Regions from separate parts of the Homo sapiens genome. Here region 2 is linked to region 1. Evidence: read pairs that join two places in POLR2A ChIA-PET (ENCODE). Cell type or tissue: OCI-LY7. All regions are shown on one strand. Each heading gives the region's core, and the rest is flanking DNA. Links, peaks and the distances in the headings are about the cores only.

The links. Peaks named below come from ENCODE experiments on the same cell type or tissue, not always from the same donor. Only the 100,000 strongest peaks of a DNase experiment are listed, where the experiment ranks them.
Region 2: POLR2A ChIA-PET joins it to region 1 with 5 read pairs; 2 of 35 experiments call an interaction of 5 or more read pairs at or near these places.

The regions. Positions count from the first base shown.
Region 1 is chr12:41,506,336-41,514,675 of GRCh38, forward strand. It overlaps PDZRN4 (PDZ domain containing ring finger 4), which reads left to right. Exons shown (of 10, transcript NM_001164595.2): 4 at 121-377; 5 at 3,476-3,578. Among named protein-coding and RNA genes, the nearest start is that of PDZRN4-AS1, 98 kb to the left of the region's middle. In OCI-LY7, for the core only: no CTCF peak of the experiment used is centred there; a DNase peak (open chromatin) is centred at 4,326; H3K27ac peaks cover 602 bases.
Region 2 is chr12:40,310,362-40,315,361 of GRCh38, forward strand. It overlaps LRRK2 (leucine rich repeat kinase 2), which reads left to right. Exons shown (of 51, transcript NM_198578.4): 31 at 70-288; 32 at 3,611-3,812; 33 at 4,851-4,939. Among named protein-coding and RNA genes, the nearest start is that of MUC19, 81 kb to the right of the region's middle. In OCI-LY7, for the core only: CTCF peaks have their summits at 2,813 (motif pointing left) and 3,013; DNase peaks (open chromatin) are centred at 2,770, 3,760 and 4,770; H3K4me3 peaks cover 1,221 bases; H3K27ac peaks cover 2,514 bases.

The sequences.
Region 1 (8,340 bases), core at 1,756-6,755:
TTCCATTACAAAATTCATATCAGGGCTGGTTGAAACCTTTCTCTCTGTCTTTTATTAATCTATCATGACAGCCTCTCTGATCTTTCCTCTGAGATGAACAATGTCCTTATATGTTTGTAGGTCAATGGGAAGGATCTTTCAAAGGCCACTCATGAAGAGGCAGTGGAAGCTTTTCGCAATGCCAAGGAGCCCATTGTGGTGCAGGTGTTAAGGCGAACACCTCTTAGTAGACCAGCCTATGGGATGGCTTCAGAAGTGCAGCTTATGAATGCCAGCACTCAGACGGACATCACCTTCGAACACATCATGGCTCTGGCCAAGCTTCGTCCACCTACCCCTCCAGTGCCAGACATCTGTCCATTCCTGCTCTCAGACAGGTATTTTTCTATCATTTCTTCCAAAGCCCTGTTTGTTTCCATTTGTCACGTAAAGCAGATGTTGAAAAGAAGCAGTTCCACTAGCAGGTTGACAGTTATGGAGACAGGCTTCCCAGCTCCGTTTGGAAAATGTCTCCCCTGTTTTGATATGTGCAATTAGTTCTCAGTGGTCCCTGCTAGCTACTCTCCCTGACCCACATGGTTGCTCCACCTGGGTAATCATACTTGCTAGCTGCTGTGAAAAATTCTGGCTCTGATTAGTTCATCTTCATATTACTAGCTGTCAAAAGCCTCATGCTACTCATGAACACTGGTCAGGGAAATCACTTTTCTCACCAAAGCTGCCAAAAACCTTATTAAGACTCATGTGGAAGTGGCATCTTGGCACCACATTCTCCTCTGTGGGCCACCTCTCTCTCTTCCTTGCATTTCTCTTCTTTAAAGAGAAGCTAGGAAATTGATTTAATTAAAGTGCAATTCTCTGACGAAAGCACTTACCCAATATATTGAGATATAAACAAAGGATCTTGGCTGTCAGAGAGTAAGTATAGTGCTATCAAATAAAGATCTATTCAAGGAATACTTCCTCCTGATTTTTGCCTAATTTAAAGGAAGTCAGAGAGATTTTATTCAAATAATCCTACTTGAACAGTTTTAAAAGTATGCTTGCCCAATTCATTGTGTTCTGTGAGCTTTCGAGCAAATATTCAAACATTGAGAGTTTGTAAGAGCAATAGTCTCCTTAGCCTGCATTTTCATCACCTACTCCAATCCGCTCTCTACTTCATAAAACAAAGATCTGAGTCATGCCACTTTCCTGCCCTTTGATGGCTGGCTCCCATAAGCCCGTTTCAGTGGGTCACAGATGTACAATAGAATCACCTGGGAACTTTCAGAAGCTGTATCAGTACCTGAATCACTCCTTAGGCCAATTAAATGAGAATTCTTAGAGTAAGGCTTAGGCATCAGAAATTTTCAAAAGTCTCCCTAGGCAATCCTAATGTGCAGCCAAGTTTTGAAAACACTTCTTGAGACTTCGAGTTCCAGGAAGGCAGGGGATCTGTTTGTCTTGGGTATCTCTTTATTTTAAATAGCCCTTTGTATCAGACACAAATTGGATGTGTCAGGGCTTGCAACTAGATGCTTGGCATAAAACTATGAACAAAAATAAAGTCACTGCCTTCTAGAGTTTATATTCTACAAGGGGAGTTGAACAAAAAGCAAGGAAACAAATATATAATATTCATTAATACAGCCTAAAACATAGTAGCCATCCAACAAATACTTCCTTGAATGAATAATAATAGCTAGCTTGTATTAGCTAACTTAACATGCTTTCAGTATTATTCCAAACGTTTTGCATTTATTGACTCATTTAGTTCTCACAATAATCTTAGGAGGGAGTACATTATATTATCAACATTCTATGTCTAAGATGAGGGAACAGATATTAAGTAACATGGCCAAGATCACATAGCAAAAAAGTGACAGGGCCAGGCTTCTAGGCCTAAGAGGTCTGACCCCAATGCCTACCCCCTTAGCCAGTGCATCTTGCTGCTCTTCCTAGGTCCTGCAGACCTTAGCTTAGAGACAACCTCCTCTAGAAAACTTCCTAGGGCTGCAGTGGGTCCACCCCTACCATGTGCTCCCAAGGCTCCTGTATTTTTCCCTTAATTATTGCACTGTATTAAAATTCCCACTTTGCTGCTTTCCCCAATTAATAGGGCAGAATTGGATTTTGTAAACCAACATATTTCCAGCACTTGGCCTTGCATCTGGCAGCCACTAAATAAACGTCGAATGAATAAAGTGTTCCTCACAGCAGGGCTCCCTTCTTACTATCCGAAAGACAAGGGAAACACATCAGATGTCCAAAGCAGCAGGCTTCGATATTCCAAGAGCCCAAAAGGGCTATGCGGACCCAGTCCAGCTATAAGCAAGGAGATTTATCTGGTAGACACAAGGCAAGGTGCTGCCTGTATTACTTTTACCATTTTGGCCTACACTAGTTAGACCTGTGTGGAGCTGACAGCCATAGATAGTAGTGAGGAGAGGCTGGTAGAATATTTACGCTGACTATAGTATGAGGGCATGAGGATGGGTCTCTTGCCTTTCAACAAGGGAGAAGGGAACTAATTGATACTGCTATCTCCAATTTTTCAAAAAGATCCACACTGGCAGGAGTTAGAGGTCTCATCTGCAACCAACTTGTCAATTGTATTTAGGCTTTTTCAGTGTCTTTTAGAAATAGAAAAGGCCTTATGCTCTTTGCTGTTAAACTATGCTTAGTCTTCATATGGTATGATGTGTAGTCTTTATATCAGAACATACTAAATCGAATAACATGTTTACAAACTATTTAAAAATTTCCTAAAAGTTGAAATACATAAAAGCCATATCCTCTCATTTCCTTAATGTAATCTGCTCTCTCTGTCACTGAGAATTTTCTAAAGGTATTTTGAAACCTTGTGGCTTATAGGAGTTTCCACTGATTGATCGCCATGAATGTTCTTTAATATTTGTGTATATGTCCTTGATCAAAGAGGGGAAAATGTGCATTATGAGGGAGAGTGAGAAAGGGGGATCTTAAGAAAGAGAGGAGGGGACAATGTGAGCACATTTTAGAGTCTGAAAAAATAAGTGCTTTTGAAAATGGTTTTCAAAAAATAGTTTGCAGCTGTGGATTATGAAATTGGTAGTACTTTATGACAAAATACCCCTCTTTGAGTAGACTGCAATCTCAAATGCCACACACCCACGTATGGAGCTTGTCACATTCAGTGGAATGGAAGCAGGCCAGAAAGTATCAATAAAGCACCACGGACTGTCAGAGATTTCACATCAGTCTTTCCACAGAATACAACTCTGACCATAGGCCCTTATTCCTAGCATTCTCTCAGAAATTGCAAATTGATGGACTTCACGTAGAGGGAGAAAGAAAAGCTATTGCTTTTCCTCAGCTGTAGTTTGTTTAAAGACTAGATCACTACAGATCTTATTCCAAAGCAGAGCAAACTAAAGTGAAATTCTAAAATCAGTTTTAATCTGGAAAACAACCCATTTAATCTATTCCTATCATATTGCTACATTCCCCATAGCTGCCATTCTCTACATCCAATGGAGCATGAATTTTATGAGGACAATGAGTATATTTCCAGCTTGCCTGCTGATGCAGACAGAACAGAAGACTTTGAATATGAGGTAAGGTCATTTTCATACCACTTCACATTTCTTCATGAAGTTACGGTTGAGGGGTTTTGTATAACAAAGAAATTAATTTATTACAGTGAGAAATGTCTTGTCTATTACATATCCAGTGTAAGATCTTTCAAATACTATTTGCTTTAGCTATGTGGCTCTCGTGTTTTAAGTATATTGGAAAATATTTTTATAGTATAAGCTTAAATATAATTTGCTCTCATTTTGTTGCTTTTTAATAAATAATATTGCAACAGCTACATTTTTAAAATCTGTTCTATAATATATGTGGATTTCCAAGTGGAGTTTGAAAAATATATTTAAAACAAAGATTGTGTTTACTATTTTCATTTGTTGTATAATATTCTAATTTTCATTGATAAACTAAATTTTATTATATTGTATTCTTTGGAAATGCAATACTCTCTTTGTGCCTCTGGTCTGTACTCTAAAGAGCCATTTCACAGACTTCCTAGAAATAGAGATGGCCTCATGCCCTTTGTTGTTAAACTATATTTATTCTTCACATGGTTTAATGTCAGAATATCTGTACTGTGATATATAACAATTCGAAAAGTCCATCCATTGATTATTTAAAAGCTCTCACAAAAGTTAAAGAATGTATCCTAATATTTCCTCTGCTTCTGCAGCCTGAATATCTTTGAAAGGTTTCAGACTACTCTGACATTTAAAAATAAAATAGATTGAGGAAGTAAAGAAGCTTTGGTAAACAGGCAGAGAACCCATGGTCACCTGCCCTTTTAATGCTTCAGGTGATGTCATACAAGTTCAGCAAAGTGTTCTCTTCCACTTTACAACCAGGAAATCCTGAAATCTCTTCCCTTAGGAGGATCTGAAATCAAATAAGGAAGCTCATCTAAAGCAAATGGACGTTTGTTTGAAATCTTCTCCCCACAAAAGTCATTCCTGGGGATTACAGAAATCATTATTTCTTTGCAGCCAAAATTTAGAAGGATGTGAAATGACAACTGGTAACTGAGTAGATGGTTTTTGTCATTCTTGTGTTGTTCATGTTAAATTTTTACCTCCTCTTTATTAAGTTGATTGAAAAGTTTTATTTTCTAAATCTACTCAAGCACTGACATGCATTACAATATCCATTGCTTTGTCTATTCATGTAAAATAAATTATAAAATTGAATGACTTATCCAAATAATTCAAGATTCTTATGTTTTCCTTTTGGTTAATGAATACTTTCAGTTTGGGGACTGGAATTATGTAGATCACTTCAACTTTTTATTTGGATGCCTTAAAGCTTTATTAAAATAAGTCAGTGTGCTCGGGGAGGGCATAGGGGAAGATTGTTTAGGCTAAGCAAGTTAACAGTAAAAGCCCTTTAAATGAATCAGCATGTCATTGAAATATTACAATACAGACAGATTTCCTTACATTTCTATGGAGCTTACTGTAACTGAACCACAACCTCTTTTTTGACCAATATTAATCCCCAGCAGAAGCCAGCATCAGGATGATGTCAGTGGTGAATTCTCAGACAAGCTCTCTGTAGCCTGTAATCTCAACTAATCACAGCATCATAGTCATTAATTTGCTGTCAGCTGTGATTCCGTTGCCAAAGGCTCCTTTCTGAGTGATTGAAATAAAGAATGTTCCTGTGAAATTCAAATAAGGAAGGAGTTGCTATGACAGTTTTCAATCATTAGAAAGGATGCATTTGAGAACAACATGCATGGTTAAAGGTGGGAGTGGAGGCATGGGAGAATACCTCCAGAGAAATTTACCAGATTCAAGAGAGAATAATGGTTCTGCCCAGTACTCCTCAGTCTGTTATCATTATGTGACACACACATAGAGTGGCACATGCCATCCCTTGTGGCTGCATCAAACTGCAAAATCTAGTCAGTCCACTGCCATCATTGGAGCCTGTGGTGGACACCATTAGGCTCATTCAGTGAAGAGATTTAGAAATGCTAATTCTGTCTATGTGTTGCACTTTTACTGTTACACCTAGAAGCAGACTGATCTGGTGTTTCTGTGACCAGCTGAGATGACCCTAGCTCCTCTAGGAGCTTCCTTATAACCCTATAGCTCTAGGAGCGGGATGGATGAGCACCTTAAGGAAGTACCAGTTTTGTGCCACTGAGAGAATATCACAGGAAAGTGAGGTTTAATGGCCAAGAAGACTTCAGCTCAGAAAGAGATATGCATTCCTCTTCAACCTAAACATGAGCACAACCAGGCAATCAAGGAAGTAGAAAGAAGACTCCTTTTTCATCTGCTTTCATTCATTTGTACCATAAATATTTAATGAGGACTTAAAATGTACCAGGCAGTTATCTATGCATGGGATTAGGAAGCTCCTGCCCCAGTGGAAGGAGCTTCTAGGAGAGGGAGGTCAACAATAAACATAAAAGTAAAGACATATTCTTTTCAATGGTGAGAAGTACTAATGGAAAATAATAAGAGTGGTGTTGGACAGGATGTTGCTGTCTTATACAGAGTGGTAATGCAAGACTTCTCTCATAAGAGAACTAAAGAATATAAGAGATCTAGCCATGTGAAAGGAGATTTTCAGAAAGAAGGAAGGGCAGGGGCAAAGGACCTGAAGCAGAAGCATGCTGGGGTGTACAAGGAGTAGCAAAGAGACCAGTGAGAGAGTGGAAGGGGTGAATTCAGAGAAAGGAGGGTGTGTTTTGTGGAGCCTTTGGCTTTGACCATGATATAGGAAGTTGCTTTGACTCTGAGATGGGAAGTTGCTGGAACATAGGAAAGCCATAACAGGATTACTCCAGCTGCTGGTCTGAGACTGACAGGAAGGAAGCAAAGTCAGCTGAGAGGGAGTGGGGTATTGGACCTGGGCGGTGATAGCGGGTGGAGTATGTATGACATAATCTAGGACAGCATCCACCCCAGCCTGGAGGGCTGTGCCTCAGAGCTTCAATATAGTTTGTGCTATGGCAATTTTCTTCTGACATTTTAATGGCAAAATATTACAGGTTAGAGTGAAGCACACCTTTTGGCATCCACCAGAGCAAGAGCAATGCATCCACACTTTAAAAGAAATAGCTTCTAGTATATAGACTGCATTTCTGAACTTGCTAAAATACAAACTATGCGGCTATTTAGGTGCCTTTTTAAAGACCTACTTACTATTAACTCAGTGAACCAAAGCTGATCTGTGTATCTCGTGAGTACTTATATACAGACTTAGTGCATGGATTATTAACCCAATAGACCAAAACAGATCTGACTATCTTGTAAATACATATTTAGGGACTTTTAACACACATATTATTTCACTGATGGACTGTAACAGGTCCCTTCAGAGCCACGGCAGACAAGCAAATGCTTCTTTGGAGATATTATACTCAGTGTCCATGTTATGGTGACTCTGGTGTGTTAGGAACCTCTATGAAAATTTAATGACACCCATATCTCACCATGACCTATCACCAATTTCCTAAGAAAAATATTTGACTGGGTTTAAAATTTCCACATTGTGCTTCAGAAAAGTCTCAGAGACCAGTCTACATTAAAAGACTCACAGCTTGAAACTTGTTCTCTTTAAAAAATGATGGCACTTGTTCTCTAATTAAAAATGATAAATGAGTTTAATTTTATTTTTGAGAAAAAATAAACATATACAAATTTAACAATGCACCCATCGTAAGAGTCAGGGTGTTCCATGCCACTGGAATTTCACTAAGGATTAAGCTTCTCCTCCTTTTAGTTTCAACTTTATTCATTTTTCCCCCTAGAGCCAGCTAAAGGTTGAAATAAATCATAAATAGCCCTTAGCAAGTAGAGGCAGATCTCAAATCCAACCTCTACTAGAAATAATTTAAAGGGAAAGGTTTTAAGAAACATAGAGATCTTTTTGCCCAACTCCTAATAAAGATATGTTTGCAACTGCCTGAGTGCAAGGAAGATGTTGAATTATCTACAGCATTTGCTGTTAACTCTCAAAAGTCAATGCTAATGCTGATAGAGGGGTCAGAAACCAATACACGAAAAATTTAGATAGTATAAAACATCATGTTAGTCAAGACAAGCAACAGTTCTGTGCCTGCAGATTTTTATCACTTAGAAATATCACTTGAAATCATTTTTACTTCTCCCTCAATGATCAGGCAAAGAAACATATACAAAAGGCTGAAATAAGTACCCTTTATGCGTCCAATATCATAAAAACGTAAGCCAAAAAAATTTAGAACTTTGCTTGAAGAGGTATTAAAAGTGGAAAAGAGAGGATAAATATATGTCAGAGTTCTATGTACATGTTAACCGAAAACCAAACTTGGACCAGTGTCTATAAATAGGAGTGAGCACTTAGCATATTAATTAGCTTCCTCTTGGCAGTCCTTATGCAAGGCATAAGTAAATCCTTGTGCTGTGCTGAGAAGTGTCATTTTGCAAAATGTATTTCCTGGAGCTAGATCCCTGCAAATATGTGCTGAATATTTGTGAGACTTTAAGTATATAATCTCTCTCTTACATAAAGAAAAGAGAATCATGAATCAGGGAAATTTTCATTCAAAAAATAACAAGAGGATAATTATTAACTACATTCTATCATATTTTTTGAGCAACTTCATGATTTGTGAAGCCAGTGTTGAAAAAAAAACAAGTCCCTAGCATGATGCATGTATAGAGCTATATGGATCTTAAGGCTCTGAGGGCAGCAGCTTTATCTGCCTTGCTTATCATTGTATCACATGGTCTGTTTCACAGTGGGTGCTCAACGCATATTTCATGAAGGAATAAATGAGGGTTCCCATTGGTGTCT
Region 2 (5,000 bases), core at 1-5,000, 1.2 Mb before region 1:
TATCAACAGGAATGTGAGCAGGCCCAGTTTGAAAGCAAACACAAGAGGGTTTTGTGTCTTTCCCTCCAGGCTCGCGCTTCTTCTTCCCCTGTGATTCTCGTTGGCACACATTTGGATGTTTCTGATGAGAAGCAACGCAAAGCCTGCATGAGTAAAATCACCAAGGAACTCCTGAATAAGCGAGGGTTCCCTGCCATACGAGATTACCACTTTGTGAATGCCACCGAGGAATCTGATGCTTTGGCAAAACTTCGGAAAACCATCATAAACGAGAGCCTTAATTTCAAGGTAACATGGTAGGCTGGTAGAGAAATGTAATTTATTGATTCTCAACTGCCTAGAAATGTCAGAAATTTTGAGAAGTGAGCAACTCACTTAAAATTGTGGGTTTTCTTTCCTTGTTGCTGTTAGCATTATTAAAGTCCTTTCCATTTTAAAATTATTTATGCCAGACTTCATTTCTAATTCATAGAAATGGGAACAAAAAATAATTAGAGGAACCTGAGAGAAACTAAGAGACCGTTTCTGGGATACTGAGAAAATGTTTCTGAGAGAGAATCTGAGAAAATGTTTTTGATGCCTTTTCTGATTCAACTTCTTATAGTGGTGATTCAATCACAAGGGTAAAGGTGAATACTGAGGTCTTGGGATCATCTTTCTTCTATTATTCTTTAACTGTTATTTTTCCATTTCCTCTTTTCTTTTGGAATTCCTGTTTTATGGACATCTTGATCTTTTGTGCCACTCATTCATGAATTTTGTCACTGTGATTCCCATTCCAATTTTTTTCCCTCCGTATTGTGAGGCAGCTGTTTTATTTAGTCATGAAGACCACTAACTTGGTTTTCAGCAGTGTCTCACTAATTACTTAGTTCATACAAAATGGGCTTTTTATTTTAGGAATTATGTTTTAAATGTTTAAAGTTATCTTCTCGTAAGCCAAATTTTTATAAAATGTAAATAAATCAGTTATCAGAGAGAACACTTTTTTTTTTAAATACTTGGCAGAAAAAAGAAATCTTCACTGGGTACTACAGGGAGTGTGGTGTAAACTGTACTGAAAAATACCCTTGATAGTTCCATATGACAAACATAATGATGAATTTCACTTAGTCTGTCTTGGCTTAGCTCAATAGCACTAATGATCAAGATACTGGCTGATAAATAGAGTCCTATTTGGCCTGGGCAGTCCCAGCATAATTATGTAATAGTGTCCCACTATATTCTCAAAAGCATTCCAATTTGGATGATAAATTATATAGTCACCTTGGTTATAACTCCATGCTGGCCAGTTAGCTTAGTTCTGTTCCATTTATATAGATTATGTGTGCTTCACTCCAAAACCTAATGAGCCATTTGTAAAAGTGATGGCTTTTGCGGTGCCCAGGGAGAGAATTTGTATGTTTGTATCCTTCAACACACATTTATTACAGTTATTAAAAGGTTTTATTGATGATAGATGGTAATGTCATGTAAAAATGACATATTATTTATTTGTAGACTTTCCTATTCTCTTGTTGGACATGTAATTAGAAACTAATATGACTTAAAGAAAAACAAATACACAAAATTTATTCATCCAATTAATCTCTTAATCCAGGTGTTTTTTTTTTCTGAGACTATACCCATACTTCAATAACTTTGTTGTTACTGAGAATATTTTGAGTTTCCCTTTTTGTCATTGTTGTCAGAGAATGTATCATATCTTTAAAAAGACTTGTTGGAGGATGAGTTTGTTTTGAAAAGGCCTGAATTTAGTTGATGCAAAGTCACAGATAAGATGGTTCATTAAGCTGTATTAATACTGCTTTTGTCTAATAGATATCATTACCAATAAGTCAGACTAGTTTTTCTTTTGGCACTTATAAATCACCTTTGAAGACAACTTTTTACAAGGAAATAAAACAAATGCTTTGAGAAATACCAGTATTATTGAAAGAAAAGTATATATTGCTAATGGATGCAGCATTCTGGCATAATGGTTTGAAAACTCATTTGATTGCTTTGTAGAAGAATGACTCTTTCAGATGACCCAGGGCCTGTGAGCCTGCCAGAACTTGAAAATTCTTTCTTCCCTGAGGTGCTTCAACCTGAATTCAAAGAGCAGCTTTTAATCTATTAGAGATCATTTTTTGTCCTCTCATTTATTTTTCATATTTGCCTTTGATCTTAGCTCTTCTCTAATCTTTTTCTGTCTCAACCTTATTAACAGGTGTCTGTGCAGACACTTTTAAGTTTTGTTTTTTGGCTCAGCCTGTCAGTTAACTGATAATCATGCTGAAAGGAGAAGCAGGACAAAACAGAGTTCAATGCTGACAATACTCCTTTTAATCTTGTCCAGCCCATTAGCAGAGCAGGCATCTCTGTGGGCCTTGAGACGTAGTCCCGTAAAACTCATCCCGTTTCTACTTGATTTGCTTTCTTTGAGAACTCTTGTTTATTTTTATATGGAGGTTTCCTGCCTTGGATTAAAACATAAACCTCAATCTGAAGTTCAATTTCATCTTAATTTATGAACGACTAAGAGAGGGAACATGAAAAGTGGAGGTTAGTGAAATTATCTCTAATTCTCTGGGTTAAGAGATACATGAAAACAGTCTCTTGAGTAACCATTTGCAGGTAAATATGGAAGTAATGGTTATGGTTGTCTCTTTAAGTTTTTAGTCACAAGTAGAAAAAGACCAAGTTAATTTTTTTCTGTGTGTGCTGAATTTCTATTTGTAGTAAGTGTAAGAATTTAAGCAGAAATTCTGATTCGTATTTTCAGATAAAAAGAATATGTAATTTCCATAGGTCCAGAAATAGGGAGAGTTTGCCATCTGGTGGTTCTTAACGGCACTCTGGATATTATTAAGAGTTGCATTTCTATTTAAAATTATATTTTAAAAAACGTTTGGAAGATACTTTTATTGTAGAAACTATCCTCTTAGGGCCATTCTTTAAAAAAATCTTATTTTATATATTTCTCATTTTGTTGATAGTGATTAGATTCTAAGAGCAACAGAACAATGATCATCCTCTCCTATCAGAATCACTGATGTTTAGATGATTTCTCATTTTCCCAAGTTCAAGGTTCCATGAAAAACATAGCTTGAGTGGGATTTTATGTCTCTGCGTTTCACTGTTGATATATATGTCCTCCCAATATAACATTTTACAAATAACCAAGCACAAAATTTAATATTTTACCTTGAATATTTAAAATATAATAATATCCAAAAGCTCTTGTAATTTGTACTGATATCTTATACTAGCGTGTCTGTTTCACATTAAGTTTAATGTCTTAGGATATAAAAAATCTTTTTTATGGTTAGTGATTTATCTTGTTTTTTTTTCCATGGAATTTCTGGATAGCGAGATAAATATTTCCATACTATTTTATTTGATATTTCCAAATTTGCCTCTGAATCAACAATTTTCCTATTTTAATTTCATTGTACTTGTTCCTTACAACCTAAATAGCTTTTTATTATATTTTGATTTTATTTAAAAATGTACTTCTGAATAATATATCTGTTTCTGTAAAAACTGTTAGCACTGAATTTGCCAACCATTTGACAAATACACAAATAAAATAGATTTTTACGGCTTGTCATTTGTAATTTCATAGATCCGAGATCAGCTTGTTGTTGGACAGCTGATTCCAGACTGCTATGTAGAACTTGAAAAAATCATTTTATCGGAGCGTAAAAATGTGCCAATTGAATTTCCCGTAATTGACCGGAAACGATTATTACAACTAGTGAGAGAAAATCAGCTGCAGTTAGATGAAAATGAGCTTCCTCACGCAGTTCACTTTCTAAATGAATCAGGTTTGTGTTTTTCGTTCCTTATTTTCAAAGCTCAGCTGTAGTAACTTATAAAAGTGTTTCTGAATCTTTTATAGAATTTACATTCAAAGTTGAGAGAATATCCATACGGTTCTTTAATAGGCCACTGATTTTTTTCTTTTTGGAAGATCATCATGTGTGTTCATGACAAATCATGTATCATGTCATAAGAAAACAAATTTAGAAATCACCTAGGAGTAAAGCAGTGGAAAGAGTCCCTGAGTGGGAGTTAAAATATTTGGGTTCTAGAACTTGTCTTTACTATTCAGGAGCTGTGGAACCCTGAATAGTCAAATGACATTCATAATGTCAAATGAGTTTAGTGCATGTGAAAGTTATTTTTATATTGCAAAGGGGAATTATTGTTGGCATGGTCTAACTGGGACGCTTGGAGAGTCAATGGCTCCCTGAGATGATGCAGCTTCTGAGTGGAAGATCTAGCTCTCTTGCATCAAATATTGATCTCAAAGATGAAAATTCTCAAAGCAACTTCAGTGCTAATTGTGTACTTGATCATATTACCTTGCTAGAAATGTGTGAGTTGTTTGATAGTACTAGAGTAAGTGACTGGGAAGCTGCTTTTGATCCCTAGATTCTGTTGTATAAAAAATAGCTTCCCGTGGTTTATGATCTGTTCCTTTTCCCCATCGTTCTTAAGGTATGCTGAGATATGCTGTGTTTCTTATCTGTATTTGAAAATAAAACATGTCTTTGTAGTGTGTATTCAGCAAGCGAAACAGAAAATTATGAATTTCTACTTATGTGTGAAATATGCTCTGTAATGCATGTCAGTGTCTCAAATATGCTTAAATATGATCATTTTATGTAGTTTAAAAATACTCCATTATAATATTGGAACTTTAGACCATAGGATGCACAGCTTCTAGTCCCAGCTCTGTCACTAGCTATGCTGAAATTTCTTCACCTGCAAAATGAGGAAGTTGGACTAGATTTTTTCTAAAGCCCCTTGATATTTGTTCTAGATTCCATGTTTCACTGTTTGATGACTTTTTACTACAGGAGTCCTTCTTCATTTTCAAGACCCAGCACTGCAGTTAAGTGACTTGTACTTTGTGGAACCCAAGTGGCTTTGTAAAATCATGGCACAGGTTGGTGTCTTTTATTTTTGTGGCACGGGGGTTATGGTCAAAGCATAGAACAGATGGCGCC